Regions from separate parts of the Mus musculus genome. Here all the other regions are linked to region 3. Evidence: chromatin loops called from intact Hi-C (ENCODE). Cell type or tissue: heart. All regions are shown on one strand. Links, peaks and the distances in the headings refer to the core of each region. The heading gives the core; the rest is flanking DNA.

Region 1 (4,220 bases), core at 974-3,473, 97 kb after region 3:
GATTTTACTGTATAACAGTTTACAAAAAAAAAAAAAATCAAAGTACATGGAAAATTACTACCTGGGAAAAAAAAAGTAGTAGGCTGTCCAGAGAAGGCTGAGTGGCTGTGCTGACAACAGCTGATGCACTCAGAGTAAGAAATACCAGTGGGAAGGGAGGGTATTATTTTACAATGGCGAGGAGGTCAATTCATCAAGAAGACAAACCTAGCCGGGAGGTAGTGGTGCACGCCTTTAATCCTAGCACTTGGGAGACAGAGACAGGTGGATTTCTGAGTTCGAGGCCAACCTGGTCTACAGAGTAAGTTCCAGGACAGCCAGGGCTATACAGAGAAACCCTGTCTCGGGAAAAGCAAAAAAAAAAAACAAAAACAAAAACAAAAACAAAAACAAAAACAAACAACAACAAAAAAAGAATTCAAACCTAAAGTTACTATCACCTGCTGACATCCTCAAATGTGTCCAAAAAACATGAGCTAAAAGCCAATAGATTACAAAACAAATAGGGCCATAATTTGGGGGAGATTTCAGTAATTCATAGAGCACACAGACAGAACTGGTTAAAGCTGGAAGACTTGCACCTAGCCTGATGGACATCTGAGAGGCATTCATTTTTCTTTCCCCTAGTATTCATGAAGTGTCACTGTGACTGGCCATGGTGTGGGTCATAAAATAAAAACAGGTGACTTAAAACCACAGCAGTTAAATTAGTAATCACTGAGAAATCTTAACTATTTAACCAACAGGAATGCTTGAACAACGATTCATTTACTTATTTTATGTATGTACACTGTCACTCTCTTCAGACACACTAGCAGAGAGCATCAGATCCCATTACAGATGGTTATGGACCACCATTTGGTTGCTGGGAATTGAACTCAGGAGCTCTAGAAGAGCAGTCAGTGCTCTTAACCACTGAGCCATCTCTCCAGCCCCAGTGCTGATTTTTGTGTACCCAAAAAGGAGCCTGGGCCAAGCCAGCTCCCAGAAGACTTGATTCTGACTTGTTTCAGACAAGATTCTGACTCAAATCCCTCTTGGCATTGAGAAGAGCTGTGGGAACTCACATGGGGACCAGCTTCTCTGTTTTCACCAGTCTGCTCTTGGCCCAGCATTCTCCTCTCTCAACTGGCTACTCACCACTGTCTTCCTTGCAGGAAGCTACCTGGTGCCTTCACCCTGCCTCTCCAACCCCTGCCAGAACGGGGGCACCTGTGTGGATGCTGATGAGGGATACGTGTGTGAATGCCCTGAAGGCTTCATGGGCTTGGACTGCAGAGAGAGTATGTTGGGGCTGCTGGGGCTGTGCCCAGGGTTGGAGCAGAGTTGGGGAGGGTTCTCTCGGGTTGTATGTGCAGGAAACTCCAAGAGGGAAAAAATCTCTCTCTCTCTCTCTCTCTCTCTCTCTCTCTCTCTCTCTCTCTCTCTCTTTCTCTCTCTCTCTCTCTGTCTGTGTGTGTGTGTGTGTGTGTGTGTGTGTGTGTTTTCAGTAGTTTTTTGGGAGGGTGGCCAGGGTGGCCAGGGTTGACCAGGGTTAGGAAAAGGGGGCCACATTCTTTCACCCATGGATGCTTTTACTCTATTCTCACACAAGAATCCCCTCACCCCACACAGGGATCCTCAATGACTGTGACTGCCGGAACGGAGGCAGATGCCTGGGTGCCAACACCACCCTCTGCCAGTGTCCTCCAGGCTTCTTTGGGCTCCTCTGTGAATTTGGTAGGTTTCATAACTGGTCCCTGGACATAATTAGTAGGGTCACTGGGTCTGCGGGGGGGGGGGGGAGGGGGGGAGGGGACACACCTTCCTCGAGAAGATAAGGTTACCAGGAAGTGATAAGTGGCCACTAAAGGAGCTTCTTCCTTCACAGAAGTCACAGCCACGCCCTGCAACATGAACACGCAGTGTCCAGATGGAGGCTACTGCATGGAGTATGGCGGAAGCTACCTATGTGTCTGCCACACAGACCACAACATCAGCCACTGTGAGTGGCTAGGGACAGGCCACCAGGGATCCTGGACAGTGGTGTCTAGCAGGAGAAGGTGCAGGTGATGCCACAGAGCTAGGATTATATCAAGAGCCTGCAGGTGCTCTGACAACAGCTTCACTTGGGTTCACTCCCTGAGGGAAAACATTTTGACAAAGAGACAGCTCCGAAAGCTATTTCCTCAAGCCTTATGCATACACAGTTATGTGTGACTGATGCATTTGCTACTCTACACGTTAGTGTAAAGGTATTGATCAGTTAAGTGATGTGTAATTATATGAATGATTATGCCAGGGGTCAAAGTTACCTTGTTGCATCTGAAGGTAAAAAATTTTCTTGATTTTTGATGTTGCAAAAATCAAGAGTAGGAGAAACTCCAGGGGGTGAGACCTTAGGGTCAATATAAACAATGCAGAGGCACGGAGATGTATTTTAAGTGGCCTTGGTTTTAGCCACAGGATGTCTAGGTGACCCTGACAAGGGCATGTGGTCCAGGACAGCCTATCCCCTCTTCCCCCAGCTCTGCCATCCCCCTGCGACTCAGACCCTTGCTTTAATGGAGGTTCCTGTGACGCCCACGAGGACTCCTACACGTGCGAGTGCCCTCGTGGATTCCACGGCAGGCACTGTGAGAAAGGTAACTAGAGACCAGTGGGAAATGGATGGGGCAGGGTAGATCTAAAGCGCAGCTGGGGGCGGGCGGGGGCGGGGCGGGCACCGCCCATCTCTGCCGTCAGCACCACGGAGAGCTCCCAGCCTGCCGCTGCCTATGAGCCTTCCTCTTTCAACAGATAATCATTCTTTCTAGAGCCTCCCTTAGACTCTTTGCTCTATGCATCTAGGGCAGCACAGGCCTGACCATTTTTGACAGTTATTTTCATCACTTGTCTTGGTCTGTAAGCCTCGACAAGCTTCATTTAATAGATTTTAGAATCATTATATTGAACTTAATTTTTTTTCATTCTGTTTTTGTTAAATTTAGTTTAACACAGAGAATGCAAACATTTTACAACATCTAAACACTTAGAATTTAAGTAGTCTTCCATAACGTATTGCAAGAGTTGTCCTTTCCACTAGTGGAACCCAGGACCTATCCCTTTCTTGAAGTAACACACAATCACTATACCTCAAACCAAGCTGGGCGTGGTGGCGCACGCCTTTAATCCCAGCACTCGGGAGACAGAGGCAGGCGGATTTCTGAGTTCGAGGCCACCATGGTCTACAGAGTGAGTTCCAGGACAGCCAGAGCTATACAGAGAAACCCTGTCTTGAAAGACCAAAAACAAACAAACAAACAAAAAAAAAAAAAAAACAAAAAAAAAAAAAAAAAAAAACTCAAACCAGGCATGTTAGGAACGTCCTTGACTGGAGGCCTTTGTAACCTAGCTCAGGACTCGGGGCATCCCACAGCCTGGCTGGTCAGGAGAACCAGGTTAGATTTATTTATGGGGAGCCTCCCCATACCACCTCTCCAACTATGTACCATGTGCCCCTGAGCAGGTTTCTGAAGAGGTATCTGAGACCCTCACAGCTTCCTCTGTCCCTGAAGTAACAGAGAGGGTTGCTAAAGAGAAGGCCTTCCTCATGGTTCTGCCTGAAACCCCATGCAGGGCCCTTCTGGAATCTGCTCTGAGGGACCCTGAGGAAGACCTGTGCATTTGCCGAGGTGGCACAGGAATGGATGAGAGAGAGAGACACACTGGGCCCTGGAGATGAGTGTGATCTCTGAGTAGGATATCCCATAGAGCTGTGAACGCTGCTGGAGGGCCAGAGAAGATTCTGTAGGGGCCCTGTGTGTGTGTGTGTGTGTGTGTGTGTGTGCTGTGATGTGGGGCTCAATTCTCCAGCAGGGAGAGAACTGGCAGACTTGGAGTCATAGCCTAAGCTCCACTCACCCTTCTTTAAGCCTGACTGATTTAGCTCCTGCTGTGTTGGGCTTTGGGGCCCAGTTGAGAAGCAGGTCTGACTTCAGTTCCACTCAGTACAAAGAACTGAAAAGGCAGAGCATGATAACATGGATTCTGCACCACTCAGAGGCTGGCATATATTCGCCATATCGGTTTGTCTTTCCATACAGCCCGGCCACACCTGTGCAGCTCAGGGCCCTGCCGGAATGGAGGCACATGCAAGGAAATGGGCGACGAGTACCGCTGCACCTGCCCTTATAGATTCACTGGGAGACACTGTGAGATTGGTGCGGCCCCAAGGCAGGGGTGGGTGGTGATGGACATGC
Region 2 (4,220 bases), core at 611-3,110, 220 kb before region 3:
GCAAGCCAGGGGAAGCAAGCCAGTAAGTAATATCCCTCAATGGCCTCTGCATCCGCTCCTGCTTCCTGACCTGCTTGAGTTCCAGTCCTGGTTTCCTTTGGTGATGAACAGCAGTGTAGAACTGTAAGTTGAATAAACCCTTTCCTTCCCAACTTGCTTCTTGGTCATGATGTTTGTGCAGGAATAGAAACACTAAGACAAATTGGTACCAGCCTAGTGGGGTATTCATGTGGCAACATGACCATGTTTTGGGGAGGGCTGTGGAAGGACTTTGGAACTTTGGGCCAGAAGATCCATTGGGTGGTAAGAGCTATATGGGGTGTTGTATAGAGCTTGGAAGATAATGTTGAGAACAGTGAAGAAGATGGAGGGCTGGCTTGTGAAATTTCAGAGGGAAGATTAAAGACTCTTATCAGGGCCATTGCTGTTTTGATTGAGAAGATTCTGTGGTTCTGGTTAGCTGGGGCTGAAGAATCAGCTGTGGTTACCAAGATACCAGAACTACTAAAGCAAAACCTTTGTACTTCTGTGACTATTGATGCTGGTTAGCTGGAGCTAAGAAATTAGCGGCGATTAAGAAGAGACAACCATCACTGAGGTGAAATCTTCTGGGAAGTGTTTTCTGAGAGCACAAAGAGGCTTTGTTCCAGAAATAGCCAATGTTGTGCCTTGTGCTGCAACAGGACTTGGTAATGTGTAAGAGTCACCCGGGTGGTACTGGTTTTGAAGGCATGAAGGGGTCATGAAGAGCAGCCGAGGCTCAGCACTGTGAGAGGCCACGGAAGGTTATTGGTGAAGGTGCAGTCTTAGTTGCAATTGATGGCCCAGGACTGAAGGGATCATGCAAAGGGGTTGAGGCTTAGCACCATGAAGAGAGCCTATGAGAGGCTATTGGGGAAGCCTAGTTAGAGCGGAAGACAGAAGTGTTTTGGAGATGCCAGTACCATGAGATGACCACCAAGAACAGCAGCAGCAGTGGAGTACAGGCATCTGGAGCCTAGAAGACAAGCTGTGTGCTACAAAGGGCAGAGCTCGAGAAGTGATCCAAGCCCTTGGAGGAATCCAGAAGTCATGTGTGGATCCCAGACACTGGACGGTTGGAGTTTGATTTTGCTTTTGATTGTGACCGTGCCCTGATATTTTTCCCTCTTGAAGGAAGAAACTATTTTAGTGGAGCCCACAGTTAAGAGACTTTTAATTGTAAAAAGACTTTGGAGTTTAAAAGATATTGGATATTTTTAAGGGATTGAACTTTGAATATATAAAGACTGTGGGACTTTTAAAGTTTAGATATTGAGGATGAATAAGAATGTAAGGGTTGAGCCTTAATAGTGATGTGTTTGTGTGTCAAGTTGACAAGGGGTCATTTTTACTGGCTGGTTTTGTGTGTCACAGAGAAAGGAGCTTCAGTTATCACAAAGGAACCTCCCTTGAGGAAATGCCTCCATGAGATCCAGCTGTAAGGCATTTTCTCAGTTAGTGATCAGGTGGGGAGGGCCCATTGTGGGTGGTGCTATCTCTGGGCTGGTAGTCTTGGGTTCTATAAGAAAGCAAGCTGAGCAAGTCAGGGGATGTAAAGGGCTGCAATCTATGTGCCGCCACTAGATGGTGCTAAACCTCTTTGTGCGCAGCTGCGAGAGCACAGCCCGCCAAAGTCACCAGTCCGTCTCCCGGGGCTTTTGCCCAACCCCTGGGGGCTTTAACCTATCCCCAGGGTGCATGAGGATCACGGGTGTTGCTACCAGTCCTAGTTTAGACACATCACCAAAAGTATTTAAGCCACACACTTTCTGAACCTTCTTTGTCTACCTCAATATGATATAGAAGTAAAGTTAACCACGGAAGAACCTGGCGTGTCCTGTGTTTATTTCCTGCGGGACAGAGATAAGCTCGGGATAAGAGGAAGCAAGCCAGTAAGTAACATCCCTCCATGGCCTCTGCATCTGTTCCTGCTTCCTGATCTGCTTTGGTGATGAACAACAATGTGGAACTGTAAACTGAACAAACCCTTTCCTCCCCAACTTGCTTCTTGGTCATGATGTTTGTGCAGGAATAGAAACCCTGACTAAGACAGTATTAGAAGATAATCCTTGTCCCACTGTTGCTAGGTGTGGTGTCCTATAAATTCCATTCAGGAACGATCCAGTGTAACATGTCCTGACTAATATTTGGTTGCCTGTTCTGAGTTCCTGTGAAAGATGTTAGAATTTAGTGCCAGTCCATTTGACATTAATACACCCAAGCGAGCTTTCTTACAATTCATGCTCCAATTTTACAACTTCTCTACTGTTTTATATTGTTTTTGTTTTACTCTTAACTTTGCTTTGTATTTAAAGTGAGTGTCACATGGCCAGCATAATGTTACATCCTGGATTTAAAATTTACTGTAATAATCTTTGCTTTTATTTTATTTCTAGGGGGTATTTGTGTTTGTGTAGGTGAGCATGTGCCACGCACACATGGTAGAGGGCAACCGTCAGGAATCAGTGCTGTGTCTCCCCCTTTTCTGAGGAAAATCCCTCTTGTTCCTTCATTGCATGCTCTGGGCTTGCTGACCCACGATGGTCTTCTGGGTATTCTTGTCTCCACCTTCTGTCTCTCATTGAAGTGCTAGGACTACTGATGTGTGCCAGTGCATTCGGCTTTTCCCGTGAGCTACAGGATAGAGCCCAGACCATCTTTAGAGCCTTGACAACTTTCATGGCAAATGTTCTTACCTGCTGAGCACTATCTCCTCTGCTTGTCTTTGCTTTTTAATTAGAGTGTTTATATGAGGCTATGTTTATGTAATTGCTGATATTATTTGGTTTGAAGCGACCATCTTTGTTTTCTGTTTATCTCATCTACCCCCTGTGCCCCACCCCATCTTGGGTTGCTGTTCCCTTGTTTTCTATTCCATTTATCTCCTATATCAGCTCATCTTATATTTTTGTTTTATTTTCAGTGATTATTGCAGGACTTATCACATGCATATTTACTTTATTGATGATTACTTAGAAGGAGTAAGAGTTAAGGAAAGAGGATGAAGAAGCAGACTCTCATATCTGGTGTAGGTAGGAGAGGTCACTCTGAATTGGCAAATTTTAGGGAAAATTGGCATTTGGGGTGGTAAGAGGGGTAGATGAGGAAGTCATCTAGACACAAACTGATTGTAAAGTACTTTGGAGGCATCTGACAGAAGACACCTGTTAGGCAGACCCCTGCATGGCCCGGCTTAAGCCGGAGTCCAGGCTGGTGGCAGTTTGGGGTCAGATCAATAGGAGCAAGAGAATCTACTAGGACAAGGAAAGGGTCAGGACCAAGATGGGCTCACAAGGAGGAGTGTGAGAGGAAAGGTCAGCGTAGGAGAAGACAAGATGACGTGTGTGCCATGGCTGCCACAGGGGAAGTGGCCTTTGTGGTAGTGTGGGCACCAGAGGGTTTCAGGGCAATGTACCAGAGAACCTTCAAGATCATTTTAAGTTCTAGACATAAATTTTCTGGTGGGTATTATCCAGAGTTTCACTCAAATAGTTATCAAAAAAGTCTCCAAAGTGAGGCCCTATTAACTTTGCTGGATGCCATTGCAGGAGAAGCAAGGTACTTCCTACCAGGCATGCACTGAGGGCGGGTGACCTGGGAGTCCACGGGGCCCCTAAGTACTGATGCTTCAGTGGGCCCAGGATGCAATCACAGTTCAGCACTGAGGGAGTTGAGGAAATGGACCTGAGAATAAAGATGAGGTTTTGTCTGCTTTTTATACAACCAGCCCAGCCTGCTCTACCACAAGTAGGCAAGAGACCATTTGGAAAAACCTTTATTGTGGCTTCATATCATAACACCAGGGGTTGGTAAATGGAAGAGAAGTCTCCAGGACTAACCCCAGAAAGCAGAAACAGTGGTGTATAATCTAGCCAGAAAAGGGGTGTGTTTATGTTACAGCCTTCACATCCACCATCACCACCCTACCAGTCATAAGCCTTGAATGTCTGCCAATCAGGAACAAACAAGAAAGGAAATTCTCCCTGAGCTCCTCCAGTGGAAAGAGGAGCAGAGTCACAGAGACAACAACCAAGGTTTTTTATGGCCAAAGTATAGTTGCCTAGAGTAATTCCTGGCTGCCGAAGTGGTCAGGACTGGAGCAAGTTTCCCAGAGTAGAAGCCATGGTTACAGTGGTGTTTGTAACTGACATTTCCTCAGAGCATCCATGATGGGCTCAGAGCAGCCATGCTGCCCTAAT
Region 3 (4,220 bases), core at 1,062-3,561:
TGAGTACACACTGTAGCTGTTTTCAGACACACCAGAAGAGGGCATCAGATCCCATTACAGATGGTTCAGCTACCATGTGGTTGCTGGGGATTGAACTCAGGACCCCTGGAAGAGCAGTCAGTGCTTTTAACTGCTGAGCCATCTCTCCAGCCCCTACACGAACCTTTAAGGAACGTCCACCTTATTTTCCTGCAGCGGCTCTGCTACTTTACATCCCTGCTTTCTTCTGCATTTAAAGCCAAACTTCAGCTGTAGGAACTGTTTTCTCTCACTCGGCTCAGCTGTGGGTGGCAAGCATGACTTTAACCCTCTGGATTCACCTGTTCTAACACTAGCTTCCCAGGGGTAGTGGCTAGGGCTCAGCCTCACAGGATGAAGCACTTCGGACACCATCATAGACTGCCCTCTGCCCTCTGCCCTCTGCCCTCTGCCCTCTGTCCTCTGACTGGCCAGTTAAACCCGAGGTCTCCTTGAGCTCAGTCACCCGCACAGCACTTGACACTCAGGCTTTAACATCCCTGACTTAAACATCCACTCTGTGGATCAAGGACACCCACAAAGAAGTAGGGCAGGTACAGGGAGAGGCGTAGAGCAAAAGCACCCCGTTGAGGTACATGCCATCCCAACCCTGCATCTACACCAAGCCCCTCATTAGGGTTTTCATGGGTGCCTCCTGTGTAATACTACTGATTAAATCCCCAGTGACTTAAGAACTAGATCACCAGATGTCTTGGAGGTGGGCAGAAAGATCTAGAGCTCTCCTCCAACCTTGGTCATCCTGGAGCCCACAGGGACCCAACCACCCATCTCTCACTCCCCCTTCAAAGTCATGCTTCACTCCACAGATCAAGGGTACAAGGTCCCGGGAGTGCAGGCCCACCCAGGACAGGAGCCCACAGTGGTCCAAGTGTGGCCTGGATTCAATGCTAATCATATGCCGTCCAGGGAAGGAAGTACTGACTATCTCTGTCCCCAGAGCCACATGTCCAGACACCAGTGCCACTGCGCTGACCAGACATATCCTCTTTCAGACCTTCTTTCTCATGGTCCAGAGACAGGCTCAGCCTCCTCACCAGAATATGCCAATCCTTGACAATGGCACTCCAGTTTTCTCTCCTGTCTCGCCCACCCCTCTCTCTGCTCCCTCCTCACCCCGTGTTCTTTATCCCAGGCCTTTGCTTGCACTGCATTGCAGGCTGACCACCTTCCCCAGGAAGCCTGTGTGGGTGTCAGGACATAGAAGCAGACAAGACAGACAGCCTCCTCACCCTGCTGAGCAGTCCCTGCTGTGAGTCATTTTGTTGTTAGTGATTCATACCTTTGGCGGTTCCAATAAGGCTTTCAATGACTTGTGCTGGGAACCTGTCTGAGCCTGTTTGTGTGCCAAGCATTGTGCTCGGGATGGACGGGTAAGTTGTCCCCCTTCATCTTCATCCCCTGCTTCAACATCTAGTCCCCTTGTGACTTTGCAAGCTTCTGCTCTAAGGGCAATGCCCCAGCTTGGCAGGCATAGTGTGGAGGTGGGGAGGGGAGCCTATCAAACACAGGAGTAGACATTACCAGGTACAGAGCCCATCAGACATCCTGACCAAACCCTCTGCAGAAGGCCAAAGTGCTCTGAGCCTCCAGCTGGCCTGCTCATGGCCATGCTAGTTCACTGAAAGAATGCAGGGGGACCCATGGGCATCCAATCAGATGCATACTAGTCAGGTGACTGTCTAGAGATCTGCATATCTAGCAACTAGTCCCACAAGTGTTTGGGAGCTCAAGGCTGCGTCTCAGTCCTAGCACAGACCCTGTCAGCAGTCCCGAATAGTCTCACACAGGGGAAGAAGGGCAGAGTTTCTAAGACAAGCTATCTTATTTTAAAACATCTGCTTCTGGATCATGGCTAGTGCTAAGACACTTCAACCCACTTAATATGCCACAACTTACACACTGTCACAGGTTCTCTTACTATCCATAATGTTGGATGGAGACCCTGAGCCCAACCTCAGTTCCAGAAGTTGGGCAAGACCGGTTGTCCTCCTGCAGTACCAGAAATGGCCACACGGGGGCACTATTGTAGCTCGGCACACAGCATTAGCAGCAGGCCTAGCCACCCCTGAACTATACTGGGTTGTAGGACTATTCTCCACTCCACATCAGACACCCAGACCGGTCCTGAGATAGTATCCAAGTTACACTGGGCTTGACAGTTGGATACTCTCTCCCTCAGAGATTTTAAATGGAGGTTTGGGAGTCCTGCCCTTATTGCTTGCTGCTGAGTTCTTTATTTGGAAGGTACCAGTGAGTCCTGCCTTTCTCCGTACCTGAAGTGGCCAAGTTCCTTTTGAAATCCACTCTGCTCTCCCCTGGGGGCCAGGACCTAGACTGTCCACCTGTCTGTGGCCGCACTCATGAACAAGAGACGGTGAATTAGCTCATGTGTTTTGCCATTTCTGCTTACTGACCACCATGCCTGACATAGGAAGACCCTGCAGGGCTTTAGGGAGTGGACCAGCGCTGCTGGCACTGTAAGAGGACCCCAGAAAGTCCACCAAGGACTAACTCTGTGGAGGGAGAAGCAGTTGGGACTTCACATTCATGCCTTGGCCTTGGCAGTACCTGTTTAGTTTGGCTGGGAAAACAGAAACCAGCCCTCACCTCCTCAGTTGCATCGGGACAGAGTTTAATGGGTTGGGTTGGGTTTGGTTTGGTTTGGTTTCTCCTCTATCTGGAAGGAGAGCGCTGGCCTCACCTGCTGGGGACCATTTCTAGTACCTGCCAGGTCCTAGTTGGGCTGACTCTTAGGCCAAGAGGGGGAATACCTGAATGCTCTCTTCTGTCCCCACTGCTTGAAGCAGCCGTGAAAGGACACCCTACCCCTGCATCCTCACCCCCACACACACCTCCCCCCACCTCAAGAAGCCCCTTGTGGTGAACAGACTTGACACTTCTTCCCACCCAACCTAGACAGCAGCTCTGAGAGCTGAGAAAGGCCTTGCACCTCAGAGTCTGGGCTCCGATCGGCCCCTGCCCTTCCTTACCAGTGGTTGTGCTTGGGTATTGCTTGGATTCACCTGCAGAGTGATCCCCGTCCAGATCTGGAAGGGACACACATAGACGGGCCATGCCTGTGGAACAGGGTTGGAGGATAAGATGCCCCCCACCCCTAAGTTGGAGCCTATCCTTGTGATGGGATCTTATCCTGGCTTCAGACTCGAATTGAGGGCTGAATTTCCACATCTGCAACAACCGCTGCCGCCCCACCCCCACCCCGCACCTTAATGTTTGAGTCAAGATCCAGAATGGGGGAGGGTAGGTACCCCGTCCTCAGAACTCCCCACTCCAGTCAGTCTCCAGGCAAGGATAAAAGTGCAGGAGGTTCCTAGGCCACAGGGACATAGAGCAACTAGCTAAATTCACAGATGGTAGCAGGACATATCCTTGAGCAGTGTGTTGATGGCACAGCGGGGCCCCTCCTCGGTTCTCTTAGTCCTGCTCTGACCCAGAGGGTGCGATAAAGAGGCATGTCCCCTAGATAGGACTCCCTCAACAAGACCACAGCCAAGTGGGAGGCAGTGGTGTCTGTCCCCACTGAGCCTCCAACACACCCATTTGGAGCTAGATCTAAATGCATAGGTTACTGACAGGGTCTTTGGCCTCCCTAAGGTCTTCGGCATAGGTCGAGCTGACACGGAGGGCAGTAGGGAGGAAAAAAACATAGCAAAAACTCTCTGAATCTGAGGTCTTTTAGAAAAGTGACCGTGGAGATCCCTTTTGCCCAGTCTTGGTGTCCTTCCCACAATACGAGCCCCACCCCCACCCCCACCCCCACCCCCACCTCCAGGCTATCCAGGCTTCCCGCTGCTGCGCTCTAGATCCTTCCCCTGGCCCTAAAGATGGTGACCCACCCAGGCTGGGGAGCCACTGGTAGCAGCAATGGACAGAGCCTGCGGGGCAGAAGCTGGAAACTCTCCTAGCCCCACTCCCCACCACGACCTGACTTGGGTATGGGGAAGGAGGCGGTCCCGGGTGTGGTCCCAGGGGATCCAAGCCCGGGTCAGCACAGACCCTTGCACGTTGTAGCAGAGCCCCGCGCCCCTCCCCCGCGCCATTTGCGTGGAGGCAGGGCGGCCCTCGTTTGCAATCCTCCCGCGCGCGCCTGGGACTGGAGGCGGGAGGGGAGGGCTGGCTGCCAGGGACGCGCCCCTCCCGCTCCCCCTCCGCACCCCTCC
Region 4 (4,220 bases), core at 832-3,331, 62 kb after region 3:
AGGGTTTCTTCATATAGCTCTGCCTATCCTAGAACTCACTCTGGCCTCAAACTCAGAGATCCACCTGCCTCCTGAGTGCTGGGATTAAAGTCGTCACCACGCCTGGCACCAGAGGCTGATCTTCTCTAGCCAACTGTACAGCAAAACATTTCACATCTCCAGCCTTGGCTTACCCCTCTGCCAATCAGGATCACTACACAAAGCTGGAGGGGTGGGACAGAGGAAGGCAAGCCATGTACCAGGTGTGGGGTAGACGTGGTCAGTGCAAACAAAAATGGTCTCCTTAAATTTGGTGCCTGGTCCCCGACGCTGAGGGTTGGGCGTATCACAGTGGTGAGTCTGCTAAGAACAGGATCTGTGTAAGCTAGGTACCCCTGACTGACACACGGAGAACTCTCTGCTATACTTGAAAAATAATATGCAATGTCCCTTGTGGAACTGAGACACAGCACATGCTTGTTAGAGAGATTTTGGGAAATCCAGAAAAATGCAAAGCCAGCACAAACCAGAATCTCCGGGGCAGCTGCTGCTACTTCTGTAGCTTTTCTTTTTCTTCCTTGCTTCTCTTTGAGAGGCAGCATCTTGTCTTTGGGGATCCCAGACTTGGCTTATAGTCACATTATCCAACAGTAGGATCTGGGTGCAGACAAGGTGGTGAGAACTGAGGCCCCCAAGAGGCGCCAAGGGGACACAGAAAAAGACCAGGTTGCACCCCTGAGGCAGGACAGCCACTTACAAAGCAATTCTTAAGAAGATCGAGAAAGGTTAAGGAGCCACAGCAACTAACTTGCCCCCAGGGCCTGGGTGACCAGCCTACCCCGCAGGTTTCCCTAACATTGTCCAGCTGTGCTGCATGACTGATCCCATAGGGGAAAGTCCTTACACGAGAGAAAGCTAAGTAAGTCTTCGAGTCTCCCAGACCCAAGGTTCATCCTCAGTGAAACCAGAAAAGGAATAGACCCTAGGACAGGTTTCAGCTGGTTCTGAAAGTTGATGTCCTAACTTAGGGCTGGGGTGTGGCCACGCAAGGTTTGTGTAAGTGTTGTAGGGAGAAGTGGCCCAGACTGGCATTCTGTCAGGAAAAGCCAGATGCTCTGGCCTGACAGGGACCCCAGAGGACACACAGGAAGCCTGTTCAAAATCAGGCCTTAGGGCAACAAGTCAGCTTCAGAACTGCTGGGTTTGCCCACGCTCCTCCTGTGGGCAGGCCTTAAGCTGGTGACAGGAGACTGTAAGTCCTCACCTCAACATAGCCCAAATGCAAGAGAGCAAAAGGGCCTCGGTTTGGAGGTGGAGCCAACCCAGTACTAGTTCGGCTTTAATGAGCCTCGACACAGAAGGGCCTGGGAGCTACGCTCCGCTCCCGCACCCTCCCACTCCGCGGACCAGCAAGTTAAAAATGCCACTATTTGCATGACCCCGCCTCTCCCCGCCCCTCCCGAGTGGCCGGCTGGGCAGGCTATTTAAACCCCGGTCCCCGCGTTAGGCAGGCGGTCCGCAGTCGTGCCTCACGCCTTCCTAAGCTGCGCGGGTCTCCGGAGTGCGACGCGAGCTAGCGGAAGGGAACTGTGCGGCCAGTCGGTCGTGCGGTGACTGCAGCCACCTGCCCGAGCCCCGTGGCCCGCCCTCAGATCCCGGCGATGCGCCTCGGCGCCGCCTGGGCGCTGCTGCTGGCCGCAGCCCTGGGGCTCGGGACGCGCGGGGTGCGCGCTGCCGTGGCCCTCGCCGACTTCTACCCGTTCGGCACGAAGCGCGGCGACACCGTCACCCCGAAGCAGGACGACGGCGGCTCAGGGCTGCAACCACTCTCGGTGCCCTTTCCGTTCTTCGGCGCCGAGCACTCCGGACTCTACGTGAGTAACCCCGAGCTCGAGGGGGCTCCGGGGAGGGCGCCGCTGCCCTCCACCCCAACTCTTGCCGCTGCCGCCGCCAGCAACTTGGCACCGCGGCAGCCAGAGGTGGAATGAGGACAGCGCTTCCTCTCTCCCGCGGCCAAGGCCGGACAGCGACTGGCGGGAGAGGCGTGGGCAGGGCGGGGCGAGCAACCGCCAGGGCACCTAGGCGACAGCCAGGCCAGCGGAACGCGGCGCGCCCCTGCTGCTCAAGGCCCGACCTGTTTGGGACGTTGGCAGAGTTCGACAGGCTTCCGCAGAGCTGCGGGTCCCCCAGTGCCTAGTGGGGAGCCTTCGATCCTGTTCCTTCACAGTGAGCTATGTGGTAGTAGGCACATGGCCTCTGGCCACAGTTACCCTAGTGGGGTATCTGGCTTGTGATGGTCTCAGCCCTCTCTAAGCCATTTCAACCTCACCCACAGTTAACACCCAAGGCCCACAGCCAGAAGGAATTCGGGCATGATTTGCTTAGTTGCAGGAGACCTGCGCTGGGCAGGGCTGGCAGCTAGGGGCAGTGTAGAGGGGCTTACCCCTTCCCCTCCCCATCTTAGTCCCCTGGAGGTTGGCCACCAAGATCAGACCCTCTAAACAGGGCTCCCAAGGGTAATTCCTCACTCCAGCCCCAGACACGAATGCTGGAGAGGTCTCAGTGGATTGCAGAACCTGAGTGCCAGCCTCCATGTTCTCAGGGTCTGACCCTGCGCCAGTCACCTGTGCACAAAGGGATGATCTGTAGTGAAATGAGCCTCCTGAATTACTCAAATCCACTTAGAAACGCCAGAGCCAACGTAGTCTATAGTTAAAGCACCATCTTCTCACACACCCTCTGCCGAATCCAACACCAATCACCATTAGCTCTACCAATGATTTTGCCATTAGTGCCACCACATCCACTATCACCGCCTCCACTGGCACACTCACCTCCGCCATAAGCACTGCTGCCTTCAGCCGCCATACTGTCATCCCTACCATCTTGAACACTGCCTCCATCACCAGCCACGTGGTCTGCATTGCCATCCTCCTGGCCACCACTGTCCACGGGGCCTATTCACCGCCACCACCATCTCCAGAACCCTGTACCCCACAGTGACAAACATCACACAGTCCACCACTGTGTCACAACCTGGTGGCTGACTTCCCTGTGCCAACTCAGAATGGCCTCCTCACCTTGGTGGCAGTGCCTGGTGCTATAACCATGGAGGGGCATAGAGGGAGAAGAAAGGGAAGACATCCCTGATAATCCTTCTGCCCTGGGACTTGGCAGAGCAAAGATTTCTTATAGTAGGCAGTAGACAAGAAGAGCTGTGTTCTGGGTCTGCCCAGCAGGAAGAGGCCTGTACATCCTAGGAATGTGGAGACTCACCCTAACAGAGCTGTCTAAATGTTCTTTAAGCATTCTGGCTAGCCTTGGATTTTCCACTCCAAGTCACAGGTGAAAATATTATTAAAATGTTTAGTTGACCTTTTTAACATGAGCAACCGACCTCTGGCTCTTAGAGAAATACACACCCTACCAGAGCCTCTCCCTGAAATGTAGATACTCTTTAGAAAATACTCGCTGGTGTGGTCATGGTGCGCACAGCGAACCTCACCTTTCCCATTGCTCTGTGGGAAAGGAAATGGAATTCTCCGAGAAGCCGCGCCCATACATCTGGCCTGAAACAGCACTTAGGGCACATGTATAGGTGACAGGCCACATCAAGGCTATGTGGAGAAAAGGAGGCAATGAGTCTGGAGCAGGGTGTCTGCTGAGTGTCCCCAGCCCCACCCAGGCTGAGAGGACCCCGGATGCCTCTGCTCGGGCCCTCATCCTGCATAGTGAGGTAGGGCGTCAGTAGCTCTCCTGGCTTTGACGGCTTGCCTAAGAGTAGGCTTGTTGGAATAGTGAGTGAAAGAATGAATGCCCCATATTTCTGTGTCACTCCACATTCCAACAAGAATGTCCTTAGGGAGGCTCAGACCTGTTCCCAGACTGACAGCTCCATCTTGAGGGTGGCTCCTATCTAGAAAGGACCTTGCATTCAGCCGCTTGCTTCCTTGTGTCCTAGTAACTGGCCCTGGAGTTGCTAAGAGCATGTGGTGTTGCTTACACCATTTGAGCACAGGTAAGGAGAAGCTCCTGGCGGGTGTGGGGTACTGCCCACCACCTGCTGGCTGGAAATGTTACTACTGCCAGATTCCCAGGAAAGACTGAAGCTGTAGTCTTTCCTGCTGGCCGGCTGGGTCTGAGTCTTGTCTTAGTTGGCATTGGGAGCCCCCACTGTGGCCTTGGCCAGCATACTACCTGTCAGCTTCTGTTCCTTAGTTGTCAGAAAAAGGAGTGCCGTG

Evidence for each region. A loop is a pair of places that touch in the nucleus more often than their neighbours do. Peaks named below come from ENCODE experiments on the same cell type or tissue, not always from the same donor. Only the 100,000 strongest peaks of a DNase experiment are listed, where the experiment ranks them.
Region 1: it touches region 3 in a loop (2.5-fold over the local background); 2 of 42 quality-filtered maps call a loop at or near these places.
Region 2: a loop joins it to region 3, with 3 times the contacts of the local background. A loop is called at or near these places in 2 of 42 quality-filtered maps.
Region 4: a loop joins it to region 3, with 7 times the contacts of the local background. A loop is called at or near these places in 9 of 42 quality-filtered maps.

What each region holds. Positions count from the first base shown.
Region 1 is chr1:93,269,985-93,274,204 of GRCm38, forward strand. It overlaps Sned1 (sushi, nidogen and EGF-like domains 1), which reads left to right. Exons shown (of 31, transcript NM_172463.4): 9 at 1,158-1,283; 10 at 1,615-1,719; 11 at 1,871-1,984; 12 at 2,508-2,624; 13 at 4,065-4,181. Among named protein-coding and RNA genes, the nearest start is that of Mir6901, 2.5 kb to the right of the region's middle. In heart, for the core only: no CTCF peak of the experiment used is centred there; no DNase peak of the experiment used is centred there; H3K27me3 peaks cover 261 bases.
Region 2 is chr1:92,955,225-92,959,444 of GRCm38, forward strand. It overlaps a transcript of Gpr35 not described here. Among named protein-coding and RNA genes, the nearest start is that of 9430060I03Rik, 6.7 kb to the left of the region's middle. In heart, for the core only: a CTCF peak has its summit at 1,599 (motif pointing right); a DNase peak (open chromatin) is centred at 1,597; H3K4me3 peaks cover 227 bases.
Region 3 is chr1:93,172,535-93,176,754 of GRCm38, forward strand. All of the region lies in intron 1 of Crocc2 (ciliary rootlet coiled-coil, rootletin family member 2), which reads left to right. Among named protein-coding and RNA genes, the nearest start is that of Crocc2, 6.2 kb to the left of the region's middle. In heart, for the core only: no CTCF peak of the experiment used is centred there; a DNase peak (open chromatin) is centred at 2,057; H3K4me3 peaks cover 203 bases; H3K27ac peaks cover 491 bases; H3K27me3 peaks cover 2,129 bases.
Region 4 is chr1:93,234,349-93,238,568 of GRCm38, forward strand. It overlaps Sned1 (sushi, nidogen and EGF-like domains 1), which reads left to right and starts at 1,549. Exons shown (of 31, transcript NM_172463.4): 1 at 1,549-1,853. The coding sequence starts at 1,641. In heart, for the core only: a CTCF peak has its summit at 2,380; DNase peaks (open chromatin) are centred at 1,413, 1,963 and 2,273; H3K4me3 peaks cover 1,924 bases; H3K27ac peaks cover 1,140 bases; H3K27me3 peaks cover 1,005 bases.